Regions from separate parts of the Homo sapiens genome. Here region 2 is linked to region 1. The links are chromatin loops, found by intact Hi-C in ENCODE. Cell type or tissue: A673. All regions are shown on one strand. Links, peaks and the distances in the headings refer to the core of each region. The heading gives the core; the rest is flanking DNA. Region 1 overlaps ABCA5 (ATP binding cassette subfamily A member 5). Region 2 has its middle 9.4 kb from the start of WIPI1.

The links. Peaks named below come from ENCODE experiments on the same cell type or tissue, not always from the same donor. Only the 100,000 strongest peaks of a DNase experiment are listed, where the experiment ranks them.
Region 2: it touches region 1 in a loop (10-fold over the local background); 10 of 110 quality-filtered maps call a loop at or near these places.

The regions. Positions count from the first base shown.
Region 1 is chr17:69,240,509-69,251,673 of GRCh38, reverse strand. It overlaps ABCA5 (ATP binding cassette subfamily A member 5), which reads left to right. Exons shown (of 39, transcript NM_172232.4): 36 at 1,053-1,202; 37 at 1,690-1,769; 38 at 3,357-3,412; 39 at 4,030-7,363. The coding sequence ends at 4,137. It also overlaps a transcript of ABCA10 not described here. Among named protein-coding and RNA genes, the nearest start is that of PRO1804, 11 kb to the right of the region's middle. In A673, for the core only: a CTCF peak has its summit at 4,694 (motif pointing right); a DNase peak (open chromatin) is centred at 4,703; H3K4me3 peaks cover 1,107 bases; H3K27ac peaks cover 1,003 bases.
Region 2 is chr17:68,461,289-68,472,453 of GRCh38, reverse strand. It overlaps a transcript of PRKAR1A not described here. Among named protein-coding and RNA genes, the nearest start is that of WIPI1, 9.4 kb to the right of the region's middle. RefSeq lists a silencer at 6,117-6,166. In A673, for the core only: CTCF peaks have their summits at 5,924, 6,130 (motif pointing right) and 9,258 (motif pointing right); DNase peaks (open chromatin) are centred at 6,163 and 9,323.

The sequences.
Region 1 (11,165 bases), core at 1,249-9,248:
CATGGCAATAGTTAGTAATTTAAATGTTAAATATTTTAGTTTTTGAGTTAGCTTTTGATAGATTGACTTGGAAGTATGTTGAGTTTTTTAAAAATATGGCTGTCTACTTTGAATTTGAATTCACTTAATATTTCAATAACTTGGAATATTATTTTTAGGCATAGTACTTGTTATTTCAAAAAATTGTTATATATTGGATTAATTATGTAACACAAATATGAAATAAACATATGAGTTTCTACTTACATAAATAAATAATTGAGTAAAGAAATGTGTCAGAGAAGAGGTACATCTTCCTTACAGAACAATTCCAAATAATAATATATGTAGATAATACCCACTTCAAGGGAGGAGGCTTAATCTCCTATCCCCCAAGTTTGGACGGGACTTAGCCAGTTTCTTGTAAAAAATGAACGACAGAAGGAGAAAAATAGTAACTTTACAGTTGAGAAAGCTGGCAAATACTACCTTAACTAAACGATGTTGTGCAGATATCATGTATTCACTGATATGATATGATGGAAAAAGTACTACAGCTGTGTAATATTCTCTCCAAAACCCATAACCCAAGTGTAGTCATGAGAAAAATATCAGACTAACCCAAATTGAGGGACCTTCTAACACACACCTGACCAGTACTTCTCAAAACTGTCAAAATCATGAAAAAGACAGAAAGAGTAAGAAACTGTCACCCACAGTTAGAGACTAAGGTGACGTGACAGCCAAGAACACTACGGTATCCTGGATAGAACCTGGAATAAACAAAGGACACTAATAGAAAATTGGTGAAATCTAAATAAAGTATGGAGTTCAGTGACAAGGAATGTACCAATGTCGGTGTCTCAGTTGTGAGGAATTTACCATGGTAATATAAGATGATAAGATTAGGGAAACTGAAACCGGATAAAGAGTGTATGGGGATGCTGTATTTTCTTTGTAATTTTTCTCTAAATATAAAGGTATATTTTTTTAAAATGTAGTTATATGTGTGAGAGATTATTCTTTGAAGCTGTCATTTTATATCTGAGCTTTCTTTTAAAAAATTACTTCAGATGTATCGGAACAGTACAACATCTAAAGAGTAAATTTGGAAAAGGCTACTTTTTGGAAATTAAATTGAAGGACTGGATAGAAAACCTAGAAGTAGACCGCCTTCAAAGAGAAATTCAGTATATTTTCCCAAATGCAAGCCGTCAGGAAAGGTAAAATTTTAAAGAATGTGGTTATATTTCTTTATAGAGCAAAGGTTATAAAAAGTTATTATATTAAGGATTAAGTGAAAAATCATCTTTTCATTCATAGACCATATATATATATATCTCTGTGTGTGAATATATATGTATATTTTTTCATATATATGAAATATATGTATCTGTAGATAGATAATTTATATATCTCTCTCTGTATTATCACCAATACTGGACTAATGAAGTCTGATGGCTGGTGTTTTATATCTGCCTTAGTATTAGATTTTTCAATATTCAGTAGTATTTAAATTTTTTTAACATTCTTAGTAGTAATGAGAGTTGTTTTGCATGAAAATGTTATTATTTTAAACAATTTTCATCCAACTAAATACCAAAATAAGTTATTGAATTTAATTTTGAATTTTAAACATGTTGAACTTTAGCTTTAGAACATAATAGTAGTAATTTTTAATTTTTTTCCATATTTTATCTTTTTTTCCAGTTTTTCTTCTATTTTGGCTTATAAAATTCCTAAGGAAGATGTTCAGTCCCTTTCACAATCTTTTTTTAAGCTGGAAGAAGGTAAGTAGTATCTTCTATTTTGGCTTATAAAATTCCTAAGGAAGATGTTCAGTCCCTTTCACAATCTTTTTTTAAGCTGGAAGAAGGTAAGTAGTTGAAAAGCACTTATGTTGTAGCTCTCAAATTATGAAAGAATTTTATTTAAAAAGTTTAAAACTGGGGACTCGGTTTATTTTAGAAACTATGGCAGATAAGAAGATAACCTTTTATTCATTTAATCTAAGACACAGGTAAACACTAATGTCATAGGGATTTTGTAGATAAACTCTATTGTAATGTAAACCTTTTACAATTTTTAGAGAGCATTGACACAGTTTATCACATTGCATCTATGAGAAGGGTCAGCTTAATTATCGAGTCTTTGCAGTTAGTCCAGCAGCAAGAGCTCTGAGTTTCTTGAATCCTTACTTCATACTGGTCCATAGAAGTAGCAACACTATCAAGACTCCAGTGGCAAAGAGAATTCTGAGTGTAGCGAGGGGTGGGCAGTCCCCAAAATTTTAAGGAAGCTTATAGAATCTTGGCATTTAAAAAATAAGTGGTATGTAGGATAAATATATATATGCTGGTGACAGTTGAGGGAGATCACCTCCTGGAAGAATCAGGTATTCATATGCAGATTATTTTATGGCATTTATAAACTGTGAAACAACCTATATTTATGTATAAGGTTTATTATTAATAATTTTCAAAATAACTACAGGATTTTTATGATTGTTCTTTATGTGATTACTGAATACAAAAAGATTTCCTGATACTGTATATATTCTTGTTGCAGCTATGGATTAATGGGTTTACTTTTGCCAAGAACACTAATTAATTATTTTTTGGTCTGTAATATATGGCCTGCATGATGTTCATTGTTTATTCATGTTTATTGGCCGGCATGGTGGTTCACACCTATAATCTCAGCACTTTGGGAGGCTGAGGCGGGAGGATCCCTTAAGCCCATGGTTCAAGACCAGCCTGAGCAACATAGTGAGACTCTGTTTTTACAAAATATTTTTTAAAATTACCCGGGTATAGTGGCATGTGCCTGTAGTCCCAGCTAACTCAGGAGGCTGAGGTGGGAAGATTGTTTGAGCCTGGGAGGTCGAGGCTGCAGTGAACCATGATTGTATACTTGCTGTGTTGCCCAGGCCACTGTATACCAGCCTGGGCAACAGAGCAAGACCTTGTCTTAAAAACAAAACAAAACAAAACAAAAGGTTTATGGAGATAGGACCAATATCCAGAATCTAGTTCAAGAAGCCAGAATAGGCTACAGTGGAGTTGGAGAATGGGAGATAAGAGAGCAGGGATCAAAAGAAGACATGAAAAGAATCACCAGGAAAAAGATAATGGAGGAGAACTTAGAAAAAGTGAAATAAGACAAGTAACATTCAACATACAGTACTTAGGGCTATAGAGGAATTATAGGTGTGGGGAAGAGAAAGGAAGTAAGCGGGAAAAATAACATGTTTTGGCAGCTTCAAATTTAAGTGGGTTGATTACAGAGATATTTTAAAACATTGTTAGCCACTTTGGTAGGTATTGCCATTTTTTTCAGATATTGATAAGTAAAATACTATTTTTATATTTTAATAGCTAAACATGCTTTTGCCATTGAAGAATATAGCTTTTCTCAAGCAACATTGGAACAGGTACTATAAAGTTAAATTTTTAAAAATTATTTTATAGAAGAAAGTATCTGATATCGATTGTTTTGGTTTATATTAGAGAGGGAGAGATATCGTAAACCAGTGACAAATTGGTACAGAATGATCTTAAACTTGGTATAATTTTAATCAACCTTAGGTTCTTCACTTACTAATTTTTTAAATTTTATTTTTTAAATTGATATTATTTTAAATTGACAAATCACACTGTTTATTGGGTACAGTGATGTTTTGATACATGTGTGCAATATGGAATGCTTAAATCAAGCTAACTTTCATTTGCTGATTTTGAATATCTGTTTTTTTCATTTTGTAAAGAAAGTGAGTCATGATGGTGGTGTTTCACATTAGTGTATTTGAAATTACATTGTTTAAGTAGTTATGAATTATTTTTTAAAAAACATATCTATTAATCTAAAATAGTATTCATCTTTGCATGTAACTTTTGAAAATAATCTGTTTGAATAATGTTAATGTTAATAAATCTCTTGATACTTGTTGATATAACTAGATATAGCCTTGTACCATTTCTGATTTAGTTAAAAGTTCTTTGAGGTACTTGAGATACAGCATACTGTATTCATTTATTTCTTTTCACCTAGGTTTTTGTAGAACTCACTAAAGAACAAGAGGAGGAAGATAATAGTTGTGGAACTTTAAACAGCACACTTTGGTGGGAACGAACACAAGAAGATAGAGTAGTATTTTGAATTTGTATTGTTCGGTCTGCTTACTGGGACTTCTTTCTTTTTCACTTAATTTTAACTTTGGTTTAAAAAGTTTTTTATTGGAATGGTAACTGGAGAACCAAGAACGCACTTGAAATTTTTCTAAGCTCCTTAATTGAAATGCTGTGGTTGTGTGTTTTGCTTTTCTTTAAATAAAACGTATGTATAATTAAGTGAAGCTGCATGTTTGTATTGAAGTATATTGAACTATATAGTTTGTATGTCATCTTTTTCACCATTCAGAAACAGTGCTTCTGAATTTGTGATTTAAAGGAATTGTAATAGAATAGTTTTATTTTTAAGTTATCTTTAAGTTTATGCCATCTTCTTAAATAAGTACGTAATGTTCCAATCTAAATAAAAAACTAATTCATAACTAATGCATAGAAAAGATACATAAAGCAATGTGAAAGTTTCTTGCTTCTCCTTTTTAATTTCTAAAAAAGCCACTTTGAATGGAAGTTGTCATCCGTAAAAGCTGAAGTGTAAGCACTAGGAAATCTCAATATAGAGATTTGAGGAAAGTTATATCCACTAGGTGGCAGTCATTGATCATAATAAGTGAAATGAGCCCTTGTTCTAGTACATGATTTTAGGCTTAGGTAATTAGGTATGTGAAATTACATTTCTTTAATTTAAAGTAAAATTCAGAAGGTTTTAGTTATTATAATTAAAGGAAGACTGTGTGTAGAATCTTACGTAATAGTCTGATTCTTTGACTCTGTGGCTAGAATGACAGTTATCTATGGAGGTGGTAGAATTAAGCCATACCTTTTCCTTCATCACTCTTGGAACATATAAATTTTTTGTCATCTTCCTTGCAAAGGGCACATTTAATTTTGTTCTTGAATAAAATATTTTATTGGGTATTTGTTTTTATTGGTAAACTTTAGTGAATCTCTTCTATAAAATTGTAAGTAGATCAGTGTGTAGATTTATTTAGTAACTTACCTCATTGACTTTGGAACATGGTAGGATATGAATAAACTCTTTCAAGGGTTAAATTAAGAATTGTAAGTGCAGTGCGCCTATTTCTTTTTAATAAGAACCAGAATTTCATTTTTGATAGAGTTAAAGGCATGGCTAATATTTTCTTAGAAATACTTCCTTGTACAACCCATGTATTGGCTCAAGGTATAAAATAGTGTAAATAATGCTAGTTGACATTACATTTCAACCAAATGAAAGTATTAACTTCATAAAACAAATATATTGAGAGTGTGATTATTGTATTAGACAACAACAACAGCAATGACAGAAGGATTTGGTACTGAATTACTTTAAATAAGCAAAACCTTTCAGTGGCATTATTCATTCTTTAATGTAGGCAAAATTTAATGAACTTTTAGCTTTATTGTGTAATAAGACATCTGTGATTTTAGGCTCTAGCAGTGGATTTAAAAGTGTTCTTTCTCGGTACAAAGTACGTGGCTGATATTTTCCCCCATTGCTGGGGGCAGTTGCTATACACTTTCCTAAAGTATATATAATGTTCACATAAATACCCAGGGACCTCTTTTTTGGGATGTGCTTTTGTAATTATGTGTAACCTTGAATACTTAAGTTTAGTAAAAGCAACAAAATTATATCTATAGTTTACTAAGGCAGTCACGAAAAAGCATAGTTTTTTTTAGAACCTGACCATCCTAAGAAAGTTATGTCATCTGAAGATAGAGCATGACTAATGAAGAAAATTACCTGCTTTTGCACGTAGATTTGGTAACTTTCACTTTACATTTGTGAATGTGTAATTGGTGCAAAGTAAATTTTTTTTCCTGCAAAGTGAAAGTTGAGTAGTCACAATCATGTTATTTATTTTGTTCATTTAGTTACTTTGCTTTTAATGTATATGAATACATGCTCTTGTAAACAATTTTAAAAGACATTCAAATTTTTTTTTAGTTTTTATATACTCAGAATATATTTTGGTTGTTAAATTAAATTATGTTCCCTTTTTCACAGTAACAAAATCTGACTCAGGAGAAATATAACTTAATTCTTAGGAAAACAAGGGTAAGTGAGCTGGAAAGCAAAGGAGGCAAAAAGTGAAATATATTTATTTACAGTGTACAGTTCATGTTTATGAACATACTAATTTTAAAATGTCTTAAATTACTGATCTCAAAACTTTTTTCTATGTCAGTACAGATAAATAAATAAATATACATATTAGGCAAAAGCAACATCACCAACCTTATATTTCCCATTCATGGTCAAATTTTCAAAGGAAAGTAAAAGCTGAGCTTTACTGAGTGAGTGTTTACTGACTAATAAGGCAAGAAAAAACATGATGAGTGTACTTTACATCTTACTTTTGTGGGCTCTTAATTTTTTTTTCTAGTTTGTTTTCAGTAAAGACAGTGGGTTTTCTTTAAAATAATTTTTTTCTTTTAAATTTGCACAAATTATCTTAGGTCAGTATTTTGGTTTTAATCATTAAAACATTTTTAGAGTAATGTAATTTAACAAATATTTTAAGTGATTATGTTTCCAGAAATGGATTCTTTGGAGAGAACTCGGATGACTATCAGTTTTGGCCCTGTAAGATCGTGGAGATCTGTAAGATAGATACTTATATAACTTACATAAAATATATATAATATATTACTTATATAACTTATATAACTAGCTATTATTTTATATAACTAACTATAATATGACAAATCCTTTGCTAGTAGTACTAACAACGTTTTATAGGAGCACAATTAATTTTACTTAGGATAAGTGTTGTTATTATTGTTTTTATTGTTGTTCTGTTAGTTACTCAAAACTTCATTCTAATTGTGCCCTGAGTTTGTTAAAATACCATACTGTATTTTTGTGTAACATGTAAATAGGCATTAATTTTTGAGAAATAGAAATGTTTATCCTTAATGTATTTTTAATTTGCTAACATTGATTTTTTATTTTCTTTCCTGAAATAGCTTATTTCCTAAAATGAAAGAATTTATTCTCAGATGAATAATTTTTATATCAGCTATTCTTATCAGGTAAAAGTTTAATTATTTTTTATTTATAATATATGTAAGCAATTCTCAATGCTGCTCTTTAAGAAAAATAAATATGATTATATTAATAATAAGCTTTAAGAGTTGAAAATTTAAGACAAGTCATTTTGTATACTGAAGTGAATTCTTTGTTATTTAGTGCTGATAATTGAATAATGAGTAGCTCATATTAAAAATGATGCAAAAACCTGGCACTAAAATTGTTAGTAATTTTTTTTAAGTATCTGAGGCTAGTTTTCAAGTGCAGAAGGAACATTGACAATTACTTTGTTTTAATTTACATTCAGATTTTAAACATAAACTAGGTATGTTTATAGATCTTTTTGTCTTGAATGTATTTTTTTGTAAATAGAAAGCAATCACTTTAACTTACACATTATCACATATAACAGGTTCAGTTACTCTCAGATATTTAACACTACTTACATATTTATCACTTTCCTTAGAATTTTTGAATGAATTGATTCATACAAACACTTAGGCAATATTTTAAACTTAATGAACAGATTCTTCCCAAGTGCCTAAACAACTCTTGCAAATTAAATTACCGTTTTAAATTAAAAAATCAAGTTCTCAAGAATTTCAAGCATCATTTGGTGTTTCTTTCGTTTTTGAGATAGGGTCTCACTTTGCTGCCTAGGCTGGAGTACAGTGGCACAATCCCGGCTCACTGCAGCCTCAAGCTCCCAGGCTCAGGTGATCCTCCCACCTCAGCCTCCTGAGTAGCTGGTACTACAGGCATGCACCACTGCACTCAGCTAATTTTCGTATTTTTTGTAGAGATGGGGTTTTGCCATGTTGCCCAGGCTGGTCTCAAACTCCTGGGCTTAAGGGATCCTCCTGCCTTGGCCTCCCAAAGTGTCGGAATTACAGGTGTGAACCACTGTACCTGGCCTTCAAGCATCGTAAAAATAGGCAAAATACACAAAACTTCCTGGTTATAAGGCTTGCAGCCACACTTGCATAAATATAGTAATGTGTTGCATAACAACATTTTGGTCAAAAATGGGCCACATAGTAAGATGATAAAATATAATACTGTATTTTTCTTGTACCTTTTCTATGTACACAAATATTTACTATTGTGTTACAGTTGCCTACAGTATTAAGTATAGTAGCATGCTGTCCAGGTTTGTAGCCTAGGACCAACAGGCTGTATCATATAGCCTAGATGTGTAATAGGCTATTGCCTTAGCACAGTGACAAAATTGCCTAATGATGCATTTCCCAGAACATATCCCTGTTGTTACGTGATGTGTGTGCAAGATTCTCAAATAAATACAGTATCAGTACACTAATCAGAAGTAATTTTTTCACCGTGTCTACATATATACCTTTGCAGAGTTACACATTTGCCAATAAAAGAGCTATCTCACACTATCAAAATTTATCCCTTTGATAATTTGAGACCAAGAGATGGATGCTAATTAGGTTTCTCAGTTAACAATTGGGACTGATCAAGGGGTATCTATCAACTAAACTAAATAATGATATAAGCATAGAACCTGGATCTGCCTTCTAAGACTAAACTGGCAACTGTTGAGGTGGCCCTTCTTTTATGTTCAAACTTTGATTTTTGAGCTTTAAGTTGTGAGTTAACCCAATCTAAGTTTCAGGTTTTTGCAACCCAGTATTTTCCGCTAAAACAAGATGTTTTTTAGGTTTTATTATTACGTTTCATCCAAATTCATGATAATAGGACTTTCCAGCTTCTGTGTTGTGACTATAGTATAACGTGCTTAATTAATGAAAATGAATTCCTCAGACCGGGTGCAGTGGCCCACACCTGTAATCCCAGCACTTTGGGAGGCTGAGGGTCAGTAGTTCGAGACCAGTCTGGCCAACATGGTGAAACCCTGTCTCTACTAAAAATATAAAATTAGCTGGGTGTGGTGGCACGTGCCTGTAATCCCAGTTAGTTGGGAGGCTGAGGCAGGAGGATTGCTTGAACCCAGGAGGCAGAGGTTGCAGTGAGCCAAGATCGCGCCACTGCACTCCAGCCTGGGCGGCAGAGCGAGACTCTGTCTCAAGAAAAAAACAGAAAGAAAGAAAATGAATTCCTCACCTGGGTTGCAATTTTACTTTCCTTTCTGTTTTGTAATTCTTATATGTCTAATTAACCATAATACTATAGTCATTTTACTGACAGAATAATACCATTATTGTTTTGGTTCACCTTATCTAATTTTTATTTATTAACATATCTTTGTCATATAGTTGTAGGAAAAGATGTTGAGTGCTAGTTGTGATGTATATGTATTGGCTAGTAATTTCTTTGGCCAAATTATACTATTGATATTGTTATGTGATTATGATGTAGTTGATATTGGTTTTCTGTTGACTACATTTAAATTCTCATACATCAGTGTACATGAAATCAAGTTTGTGATAGAATGAGATTAAAATTATACATCAAGCTTTACAAATTGGTAAGAAATCTCAGCTTCTAGTGTTATCATATCTGCTAATTTTAAAAGGCCTTATCTGTATCTTCTAATTCTTTAGTAAGTAGGCATCCTTTGAATTTACCTTCACCAAATTAAGACACTAGATAGTTTTTAGAGCCGTCTATGATGGTGCCTAAAGTCTTTAAGTTTCAAAGAAAGACTGCTTTTCATTATTATTCAGTATTCACAAATATTTTATTGTATGTCAGTTAAGAATCAAGCACTTTTCTAAGCACTAGGCATATACATTATTGAAACAATAGACAAAAGTCTCTGCCCTCACTGAGCTTTTATTATAGTAAGACAAATTACCTACTTTAAAAAAATACATAGTATGTTAGATGATGGGGAGGGAGATAAGGACTCTTGGTGCTGCAGATGAAAGCACACTGATCTCATGTAGGCAAGACTACACTGAGAAGGTGAGTTGGTACTGCAAGTACAAAGGCCCTGAGGCAAGGTGTGAGTGGCATATTTGAGAAACAGAACCAGTGAAGCTTTAGCTAACTGATTAAGGGGGACACTAGTGGAAGATGGGATCGAAAGGGCCCTTATGGACATTTTATTGACATTCAATGAGATCAGAAGTCATTGGAGGGTTTTGAGTAGAGGTGTGGCAACATTAGGCATATTTGAAAGGAACAGTTTAGCTGCTGTGTTGAAAATAATCAGATATGAGGGGACAGAGCACAAGAGACCTGTTAGGAGGCCATTGCATTTGATGAGGCAAGAGATGGTGAGTTGAATCAGGAAGGTGAATAAGAAGTGGTCTAATTCTGAATATTGAGAAGGTGGAGATTATAGTACATGGAGTATGGGAGAAAGGGAGTCAATGACACAAGGGCTTTTTGTTTTTTGTTTTGTCTGAGCCTCTGGAAGAGTAGAATTATCAGCAATTATGTCTCTGAACGTATCTTCTACTAGTATCATCAAGTGGATGAAGAAGACCGTGGAAGTTTAGGTTTGAGGATTTGAGGGAAAGATCAGTTTTGTATTTGTTAAGTTTGAGATGCTCATTAGACATCCAAGTGGAGATGTCCAGTGAGCAAAGGAAATAAATACTGGGAGCAGTGTTAGTTTTGGAACCCATTCACAAGCTGAGAGTCAGGGGGTATTGATGGTACAGCAAGGCCCTAGCAGTAGTGAAACATAGGTAATGTTAACTGAAGCACACTGCCAGAAGGCAAGGGGTCTTACCCAGAGTAAGGAAATTCTGAGAACAGATTTGAGACCCAGTGGCACAAATCTTAGCTACTGAAGAACTGAAAAGAAGGAAATTGTAAAGTGAAATTGAGTTTGTGATTGATTTCTTGGGAAAGCACTGCTGGGAAAGAGGAAGACAACTTTGGAAGGGGCCCATCCCTTGGAGGCTTGATGATGTAGAGAAGTCAGGCAGCTGAAGAGTTCTACAGAAACAAGTTAATATCACAGTCAGAAGACAGACCACCAAAATCTCACCACATGGTACTATTTACTAAAGAAATTGCATTTCACTGTACCAACCGAAGAGTGCTTTAGTTTGGAAACTAGGTTAGCCACTCCAAACCCTCCATTT
Region 2 (11,165 bases), core at 1,401-9,400, 780 kb after region 1:
GTTAAGTCACTGGCCCTGATTGGAAACTTGGTAGTGCAGTGAAGACTCACACGCCCGGAGCAGGAAAGTTCCTGGGAGTTCCACCTGTGTCCCCCAGAACATGGAGGGGTGAGGAAATGGTAGTGTGGGGAGGACTTCTCCACCCATGGCAAGGTGAGGGTCTGAGAGCTTCGAGAGTCATAGAGGCTGGGGGAGTTAGCAAGGCTGGAGCCATCCTGAATGGCCTTACTTGCCACCTGCCTGGGCCACAGAAGAAAGGGGTTGTGTGGGTGGGGCACTGGGGAAGGAGCTGAGCACAAGAAGACAGCTGAACCACACCTCCTCACTCCTATTAGAAACTAGGCAGTGCAGGCTGGGCGCGGTGGCTCAGGCCTGTCATACCAGCACATTGGGAGGCCCAGGCGGGCGGATTGCTTGAGGCCAGGAGTTCAAGACCAGTCTGGCCAACATGGTAAAACCCCCGTCTCTACTAAAAATACAAAAACATTAGCCAGGCGTGGTGGCGGGTGCCTGTAATCCCAGCTACTCGGGAGGCTGAGGCAGGAGAATGGCTTGAACCTGGGAGGCAGAGTTTGCAGTGAGCCGAGATCGCGCCACTGCACTCCAGCCTGGGCAACAAAGCAAGACTCTGTCTAAAAAAAAAAGAAAAGAAACTAGGCCATTCAGAAGGTCTCACGGGAGTCCTCTGAATAACCCCACAAGTGGGGGGCCTCTGAGACAGTCAGGCATTTGCAGACATTTGGAGAGCTCCCCTAGTAGAAAAGCATTAGGCAAGAAAGTACTACAGGGACATCCCTGGCGAAGACCTCCCCCCTCTCCCAGTAATCCCCTCTCATGGCCCCAACTCAGGCAGAGAGAGAGACGGAACGGAAAGGAGGAGGTGGGAAAAGAATAGAGGGGCTTAGCCATTTTGAATTGGCTGTGAGAGTGATGTTTTGATGTTACACATGGCTGGATGGTTCTGCTCTCTGAAAAGTTAGGGTTTCTGTCCATACCACACATCAAGGTCTATGTCTGGGGGAGGAGGAGATTATGGTTACAGAAAAATAAGCTGCCTCCTGCTTGTCCCTCTACTGAATTCACAAAAGCAACCAGTTACCAGTGCATATTCATATATACATTTTAAATACAAATGACAGCATACTGTAGAACTTGAGCCACCTTATTTTTTCCCATCTTAGAGATAGTTCTATTTCAGTACCAATAGAGCTGCTTTGTTCTTTTTAATGACTGCATAGTATTGCATCCACAAGTGTGTCGCAATTAATGCAACCACCCTGTCCCCTACTGATGGACATTTAGTTGTCTTTCAGTTTTCTGCTGTGGGTGTATTACTTTTCAAATCTGGGGGAAAAAATGCATTGAATTTTTAAATTTACACATCACTAGAAGAAAAAAAGGAGTTAGTTTTTTTATTCATTTATACAAAACAATAAGGCTAATGTGTACAGTGAACTCTTCATTGTTTCTGAGTTTTTCCCTCCCATTTTGTGGTAATCTAGAATTTGATGGTCAAAAAGGCCATGCTTTTGGAAGAAAAGAGATTTGGGGGTGGCAGTCACCTCTCTATTACTTATTAGCTTGGCAATCTTTCATACATTATTTTGGTTTTCTGAGCCTCCATTTCTTTGTCTATGAAATGAAGCTGATAATTCCTGCCTGGAAATGTTGATATAATAATAGAGATAATCTTTGGAAAATATAGAGCACACAGTGCATGCTTCACAAAGGCACATGTTTTTATTGTTTTTTTGTTTGTATGTGGATGTGTCTGTATAAAAGCAACGAATTATTAACCTTTGGTTTGTTTTTCCATCACCCCTTCCTCACTATGTATCTTGGCCACCTTTGGCAGATTTGAGGAATGCAAATGTATTTTAATATTAAGCTAAGCAAAGGATATCGAAGAGAAAAGTAGTGTTTAAAGATAATGTAGTTCAAAGACAAAGAAAAATATTCCTCTCCACTAATATCAATCTTTGGTTCTCAATGTGCTTCAGCAATCCCTGGGTTTACCCAAGACTCTCTTGGGGCATCTATGAAGTCAAAACTATTTACAAAATAATCTAAGATGGGCCGGGCACGGTGGCTCATGCTTGTAATCCCAGCACTTTGGGAGGCCAAGGCGGGTGGATCACGCAGTCAGGAGTTTCAGACCAGCCTGACCAATGTGGTGAAACCCTGCCTCTACTAAAAATACAAAAATTAGTCAGGTGCGGTGGCACGCTCCTGTAATCCCAGCTATTAGGAGGCTGAAGCAGGAGAATCACTTGAACCTGGGAGATGGAGGTTGCAGTGAGCCGAGGTCACGCAACTGCACTCCAGCCTGAGTGACAGAGTGAGACTCTGTCTCAAAAAAAAAAAAAAAATCTAAGATGTTATTCGCCTTTTTTACTCACATTCTCTCACAAGTGCACAGAGGGGTTTTTCAAAGGCTACATGATGTTGTGATATGATACGTTGAATACAGAAGCAGATATAAGAATTCAGCTGTCTTCTATTATACCAGACATGAAAGAGATATGCAAAAACAAAAAACGATGCCTCTGTTCTCCCTGTGTTTTGTATGTTTGGGGGTATAAAAAATAATATTAATGTTAACATATAATGGGTTTATTATTACTTTAATGCATTAATAAATATTTTAAATTCTCAGTTTTAATTTCTATTTCACTAAGTAATGATAGATATAATCCATACAAACAAAAGCTCTTTGGGGTCCTTAATAATTTTTAAGAGTGTAAAGAGCATCCAAAAGCTTGAGAGCCACTAATACAGTTAATTGGCATTTGTCAATAATGCTAGTTAAATCAGGACAACATCCTTACTCAAGAGAGGGAAAAAAAAAAAGGACATTCATGATGGAAAGTTTTGTATGATATTTAAGCAACTGATTCTGTAAGTCAGTCAGCCAACAAACATTTCATGAGCACCTATACATGGGGGCATTGCTCTAGGTGCTAGGAGAAGACAGGAGACCCCATCCTCATGGAACTTTGTTTTAGATGGAGGAGGCAGATAGTAAACATGTAAACCAAGAAATCAACAAGATAATTTCAGTTTTGATAACTGTTTTGGGAGAAATACACAGGCTAATGTGATTAAAAGAAAAAAAAGCTCCTGGGGGTAGAAGAAATTGAGCTATGTGGTTGTGGGAAATTTTACACTTCAAAAGGACTTAACAATCTATACTATGTTCATGGATTGGAAGAACAGGAGAGAAAAAAAAAAGCAGCCTACCTTGAAAATAGACAGTGCCTAAAATGGTGCAAAATGAGTGATTCCTGTTTTGGTGTGGGATAAATCTCTTTTTTTAAAAAAATGACTCTCTCAATTTTCCCTGGGAGTCACTGAAGCAGGACTCTTTCAACTGCTCAGGAGAAAGAGATCCCATCAGGAATGCCAGCGGAAGTGGGTGTTGATGTTCCCTGGGATGAAAGTCAGAGGCATATGGAGCATTCCAGAGTATAAGGTCAGACAAGGGTCACCTATAGATAGAGGCTGACTTAAGCCCCCATCTGTGGAACAGATCCCTGGAGAGGAAGTGGAGAGAGAAGAGCTGAGAGCCTAGGAATGGGCCACTTTAAATATTTTGAGATATGTCTTGTCTGCTTGATGTTTTTCCTAACAGCATGTAAATAGTCTCTGGAACTGACCTTTCATGAAAAATTAGAAACCCACCAAAGGACATTTCTAACCTCAGAGAAATAATGAAAGGTCCAATCTGTACCCTCTTTAGATATTCAGCAGTGAAAACATTCAGTCATGTTTTTGGAAAGCAAGCCAGCTTTTTATTCCTCGTGCGTATTTGCAATCAATAAGGAAAATAGGAGATCATGGACATAATAGGTACCAAAATAAACTGGTGCATTCAGCTTTAGCCAATGAGCATTTGCCAGTTCACATTTCCATTTATAACAGAGGTTCTCACTCATCAGCAATGTGTGGTTTAGAGCTGCTGCAGCCGACTCAGCTCACAAGCTAGCCTCTTTTCTGATAGTGTTCCTAAAATTAAAGGAATACTCAAAACGTCAAACCAGGACATTTCGTTCCAGTTCTTTACCAACTGACACATTTTCCATTACAGCCTGCCTCCTCTCACAGCTTCAGCTACTACATCTTCCCCCAATGACTCCTAGATCTCTCTCCCAATCTCACATATCTACCCTTAGCCCCAGATGCAGATATCAAATACCTCCTAGACATGCCCTCTTTGATGTCACACAGGGTTTTCCTTACAGCCAAAGGGACCAAAGTTTCTGGTCCTCAGTGTTTATTTTTCTGTATCATCTGCATGATTGGCCCCACTCTCCATCCTAACAAGGACCTCCATCACAGCCTGGGTGACATGGCAAAACATCATCTCTCTAAAAAAAATGTATATCTATAAATTAGTTGGGCATGGTAGTATGTGCCTGTGGTCCCAGCTACTTGTGGAGGCTGAGGTGGGAGGGTCAGTTGAGCCTGGGAAGTCAATGCTGCAGTGAGCCATGATGGCACCACTGCACTCCAGCCTGGGTGACAGAGCAAGATCGTGTCTCCAAAACAAATGAACAAACAAAAACAAACAAACAACAACAACAACAACCCCTGCATAATAGAGATCCCCGGCCGAAGCTAAGCAGCTAAGTTTGGAAGCAATCATATCCCAGTGTACCTAAAGAGCTGGTGGTATATCAAGAGATTTTAGCTAGGAGAATGAAAGATAAGATTGGAAAGAACAGGCCAGGAAGGAAAGCCTGGGATCTGCTTCAGATATCGAGTTCTTGAACTCCCATTTGAGCTTCATAAAGAGAGAGCTCTGTGTTGAAACTTATTGTCCAGGTGTCAAGAGTGTGACCCAGAATGAGCACAGGGATCTTGAGAGTACAGTAGGGCTTTGACTCAGTGAGAATGCTGGGGCATCGAGCACTGGTTAGATGTCCCAAGGGTTTGCAGTTTGCAGGCATCTCATAAAACTTTAGTGTTCATGACACCCACAAGGATGGCTATAGTAATTCGGAAAACAAAAACAAAAAAACAGAAAATAACAAGTGTTGGCAAGGATATGGAGAAACTGGAGTCCCTGTATGCTGCTATAGGAATGTAAAATGGTTCAGCTGCTATGAAAAACAGTTTTGCAGTTCCTCAAAAAGTTAAACATAGAATTACCAGGTGACCCAGCAATTCCACTCCTAGGAGTTCAGAGTGTTCTCAAGAGAATTGAAAACACGTACCAAATAAGTACATGTATGCACATGTTCATGATATTCACAATAGCCAAAAGATGGGAACAACCCAAATGTCCCTCAGCTGATAAATGTATAAAATTGTGATATGCGTATTCAAAGGAATACTATTCAGCCATAAAAAGAAATGAAATACCGACACATGCTACAACGTGGATGAACCTTGAAAACATTCTGCTAAGTGAAAGCCAGACACAAAGGGCCACGTATTGTGTGATTCCATTTATATGAGATATCCAGAATAGATAAATCCATAGAAACAGAAAGCTGACTGGTCATTGCCAAGGGCTTGGGGAGGAGGGATGGGTAGTAGCTGTTTAAGGGGTACAGGGTTTTCTTTCGGAGTGATGGAAATGTTTTGGAACCAGATAACGGAGGTGGATGCACAACCTTGTGAACGCACTAGATGTCACCGCGTTGTTCACTTAAAAATGGTTAACTGTATGTAAATTTCACTTCAATAAAAAATTACTCAATATAATTCTCCACATTAACATAAGATAGGAGAAAACATGGTTGGGCACGGTGACTCACGATTGTAATCTCAGCACTTTGGGAGGCCAAGGGGGGTGGATCACTTGAGGCCAGGAGATAGAGAGAAGCCTGGTCAACATGGCAAAACCCTGTCTCTACTAAAAATATAGAAATGAGCCAGGTGTGGTGGCAGGTGTCTGTAGTCCCAGCTACTCGGGAGGCCGAGGCACTAGAATCGCTTGAACCTGGGAGGCAGAAATTGCAGGGAGCCGAGATCGCACCACTGCACTCCAGCCTGGGTGACAGAGTGAGACTCTGTCTCAAAAAAAAAAAAAAAAAAAAGAGAGAGAAAACATAAATAACATTTCAATACAAGCAGAAAGGGTGTGTACTGGTGGGAAGAAACACTTCAGTGTTGTTACAGTGGACTCCAGCAGGTGGCAGCAATTAGGCATCAATCACAAGGGCCTTCATCAGCAGAAACAAAAATCCCTATGGGCAAAGCCTAAAAGGGCAGGTCCCCGCACGTGCGAGGCATTTCCGGGGACTCCCAGTAATTAATAGGAAAGGCTTTGGAGGGAGCTGTATGTTCTATAAAAGGTAGAGGAAGAAGCCGGTGAAATTTGGGTAAGTGATAACACAGGCCCATTTGCACGACAGGCCCATTTGCACGCAGAAGTCAGTAAGGTCAGGGGAAACCCAAGTTACACTGACAACCAATCTCCATGCTGACCTGCCTCTCCCAGTTCCCTCATGTAATAGGCCACTGAGTCCTATACATTCTACCTCCACCCACAGCAAGCACCTAAGTTCCAGTGTCTGACTTGAATTGACATACCAGCCTCTCACCTGGTCTCTGCCCCCATCACTCGCCCCTCTCCGACATCCTCTACTGCTGCTGTAGGGAGCTTTCTAAGATGCAAGTCTGCTTTTGTGAATCACCATTGCCTATACACTCATCACAGCTCAAGAAAGCTGAGACAGGCCGGGCGCGATGGCTCATGCCTGTAATCCCAGCACTTTGAGAGGCCCAGGCGGGTGGATCACCTGAGGTCAGGAGTTCGAGACCAGCCTGGCCAACATGGTGAAACCCCGTCTCTACAAAAAAAAAAAAAAAAAAAAAAAATTGCTGGGCGTGGTCGCGCACCGCACGTCTGTAATCCCAACTACTCCAGAGGTTGAGGCAAGAGAATTGCTTGAACCCCGGAGGCGGAGGTTGCAGTGAGCTGAGGTCACACCACTGCTCTCCAGCCTGGGCAACAGAGTGAGACTCCATCTAAAAAATAATAATAATAATAGAAAGCTGAGACAATGTGCTTTGTTTTGCCCAGAAACAATCTGGTCTGTCTCCAGACATCTGTGCATTGCCCAAGAAAGTCCAAGGAGGCTCCCAGCAGAAGGGAAGCGTATTAAACCCTCATCAAGCCAAGAGATCCCATAGTACAAATGTTCAGCCAAAAATGTTAGCAGCAGAAGGGACCAGATAGACAAGGAGTAACTTATAAAAATAACCCGGCCGGGGCCGGGCGCGGTGGCTCACGCCTGTAATCCCAGTACTTTGGAAGGCCGAGGCGGGCAGATCACGAGGTCAGGTGATGGAGACCATCCTGGCTAACACAGTGAAACCCCGTATCTACTGAAAATACAAAAAAAAAAAAATTAGCCGGGCGTGGTGGCGGGCGCCTGTAGTCCCAGCTACTCAGGAAGCTGAGGCAGGAGAATGGTGTGAACCTGGGAGGTGGAGCTTGCAGTGAGCGGAGATCACGCCACTGCACTCCAGCCTGGGCAACAGAGCAAGACTCCGTCTAAAAAAAAAAAAAACCCACACTTCCTCACCCTTTTCATTCTTAAAATGCTGTTTTTGATTGGTATACAAGACAGTTTTGGGGGGATGCAATGTCTTTAGACTCAGAATTTCATAATAGGAAGTGATCATTTTGTCCAGCTGTTCTTACACCTCGTTCTATGAAACGCTGGGCTCTGATAACACCTACAGGTAAAGTATAAGAGGAATAAACCTTTTCAATGTTAGGTGTTTTTTTTGTTTTTTTTGTTTTTTTTTTTGAGACAGAGTCTCGCTTTGTCGCCCAGGCAGGAGTACAGTGTGCGGCGGCACGATCTCGGCTCACTGCAACCTCCACCTCCCGGGTTCAAGCGATTCTCCTGCCTCAGCCTCCCAAGTAACTGGGACTACAGGCACGTGCCACCACACCCAGCTAATTTTTGTATTTTTAGTAGAGACGGGGTTTCACCGTGTTGGCCAGGCTGGTCTCGAACTCCTGACCTCACGATCCATCCGCCTCGGCAATGTCAGTTTTATTAACTTCCTGCAGCAAGAGGGTGTGCACATCAAGTGAACCATGAGGCATCTCAGTAAGAGGCTGTGGGAAAGGGCTTTTTGCCAGGTTTGTGTTAAGTTATGCTAGGAAGGGAAAGGTAGAAGAAACAGGAATCAGGTCAGGAATGGATGTGTTGTGAAGCAGGTGGTTTCATCATCGGATATCTCAGAAATTTTTGTTCAGCAAGTGGAGAAATCGAGTGGGTCTGGGAGAGGCTTTGATAAGAAAGGATTAGATATGCCAATGTCAGTAATTTTGCAGCTACAGTGTGGCCTTGGGTTAAACACAGTTTTCACCTGGCCTTGTGCTGGCCTTGTTTATGACTGTTGGGAACATTCCAGTCTGCTCATCTGAGCTGATTTCCATTTTCTCAGGTTCCCACATGAAGTAGTGGGTGTTCCTGGAAGAAAGGGAATCTATCTTTAAATAAGCTTGGAAAGTACTTGGGAAACAATGTTAAATAAACATAATGCTGGGCTTTCTGGAGACTTGAACGTGCTAAAGTGAATTGTGAATCTCCCAAGACACCTTCAATTTCTTTTCAACACAGCTGTCTGTGTCGAATTCCAGTGTAAGTCAGAACTTCCAGTGATTTCTCAGGTCACTCTGACCTCTTTGCCTGTAGTTCTCCCCACTCTTCTCCCCACTCCAGCGGCCCTGCCTCCTCGCTGCTCTTTGAGCTTTTTCCCATATGACTGCATAACCTGCTCCCTTTTCTTCCTGAGGTCTTGTTCAAATGGAAATTTTCAGTGGGGCCTTCCCTGCCCACCCTATGCAAAATTTCTCCTCCCTACACCCCACACTCCCAAACACACTTTCACTGCTATACATTTCTTAGCACTTATCACCATCTAAGATACTATACATCTCATTTTTCTTGTTAATGGTCTCTCTGCCCAGGTGGGCAGGGGTTTTTATTTATTTTGGACAGCGTCATATCCCTAGAACCTGGAGCCATGACCGGCACACAACAGGCACATGATAAAAATTGGTCAAATGAATGAATGGATGAATGAATGAATATACAAACTCCTTCCAAACTTCTCCTCCTTCAGAGGAAGTGGTGAGGGAGGCTTCTGTGTTTTCCATTTATAGACAGTAAAGAGGTTTTGGAAAAATACACAAGGGAGCCTCAGAGACTTTCTTTTGGGGCTTTAGGACTGGCTACCCATATCTTATCACTCAAGCCAGTTTTTCCTGAGGTGTCCCCCCAACCATCCTAGAACTAAATCATACAGACCACTAGATGGCACTGTTCACCAAGAATCTCGGGATTCTTAGCCACGCCCCTCTCACCCTAAGCCCAAAGCCTTTGAATCCACCTTCTTCCCAGGGGTGACTGATTCTAGAGAATGATTACCACTCCCTGCACCACCGCTAGACTAGAAAGAAACCTAAAGTCGTACAGCACGTTCCAACAAGCCATGCCCAGCCAGGAGCACAGGCTAACTCTCTGCTTGGGAGCAAAGGACGTTTTTGAATATTTCTAGATGTACCCTTGGTAAATGTAGGCAAAGTGCTGGTGCCCTTTGAAGAGCTGCAGGACTCCACACTCTCCCCCTTGTACTTGGCCCGTGGCCCTCTTGGCACAATTCTGCCTCTATCTCTTCACCCCTTGCTCCTCTGTCCCTTCATAGGATGAAGCACAGGTTAAGATGCCAATTCTATTTCCAGCCTTGAGCCAAAGCAGTCCAAGAGACAGCGTGACAGGCAACCTGGGCACCCAGTGGAAGGGACAGAATACAAACTACACCTGCATCAAAAACTGTCCTAGGGCCTTTGGCAACTTACTCGACAGTCTCCACTTTGGCATATGCAGCTGCCTGATGGGGATAAACATTCCTAGACCAGATAGATGTGGTTAGCGTCACATGAGAAGATCTATGACGCTCCAAACCAAGCTTTCTATAAAGCTTGGTCTTCTATTTTCAAGTATCGCCTATAATTATATTCTAAAATTTAAGGCAGGGTGATTGGCTGACCTGCTGAACCCGTCTCTGTGTTCTTGACCAGTGCGAAGATGCCTCGGTGAACAAAAACACCTTGATTGAACCTCTCTGCACTGGCATGGGTAACAGACTCTCAGCTCCAAGGACATTAGCAAAAGCACTTGTAGAAAGCAACTGTCTTCGTGATCATCAGCCAATCAGCAAGCATTTATTGAGAACCTGTAATTCACCTTGGTGTTTTAGGAAGGCTATTCTGGAGGCAAAAATAAGACAGGTGAGGGGAGAGAATGAAGATTAAGACATCAATTCACTCTTTCATGAAATAACATTTTTCCTGACTCTTGGGAAGGAATATATAAGTCAAGGAATATTAGAAGTGTTGTTAGTTTTTGCTCCCTGTCTCTCCCCTTTTAATCAATAAATCCAGAAATAATGGTTCCATTTGGGGGACAAGGGCACATGATAGGGCCTCTTCATTCACTGCAGCCATGCTATCTCACACACACTGTCTATAATTAGAAACAGAAAACCCAGTTGCACCTGCTGCTCGGCCAGACTTCTGGCTGGGGCTTCCTGCTTGCCAATCAGTTCGATCATCTCCTTTCCCAGAAATCACCCCACAGCCCAACCCCTCCTCTTCTACCCTGGCACCATAGGGCTGACTCCTTGAGCTTCCTCCACGTACTGACACATCGCCCTTCCCTCCCTCTCCCTCTTGGCTCCATTGTCCCAGGGCCCTTCCTCCTTTACCCTTTCTCAAAGGGCTACCATACACTGGTCCATTAGAGTTCAACTCGTTCTCAGTTCATGTTCTGAGTGTTGCCCCATAGCAGAAAAGAGAAAGGAGATTATTTCCTGTAACTTGATTTTATAAAAATAGAATGGACTTTATAAAAAGAAGAATAGGACAGGAGTGGTGTTTGTTCACCTAGTAGTTACTTTAATTGTAGATGGTTGGGTGCCATGAATGACCATATGGGGTGACAGGAGTGTTGCATCAGACAGGATGTCTCATTTCCACCTTCCCCTGTGAATGCCCTGTGCATGCCCTAATCAGCATTTTAAAATTACAACCTGATTGTTATACAAATAAGAAGTCTCTCCATTAGATGAACTGTGGCCTGCAATTTTGTATTACCAAACATGTTTTTAATTCCCAGAGCCCAGCTTTATTT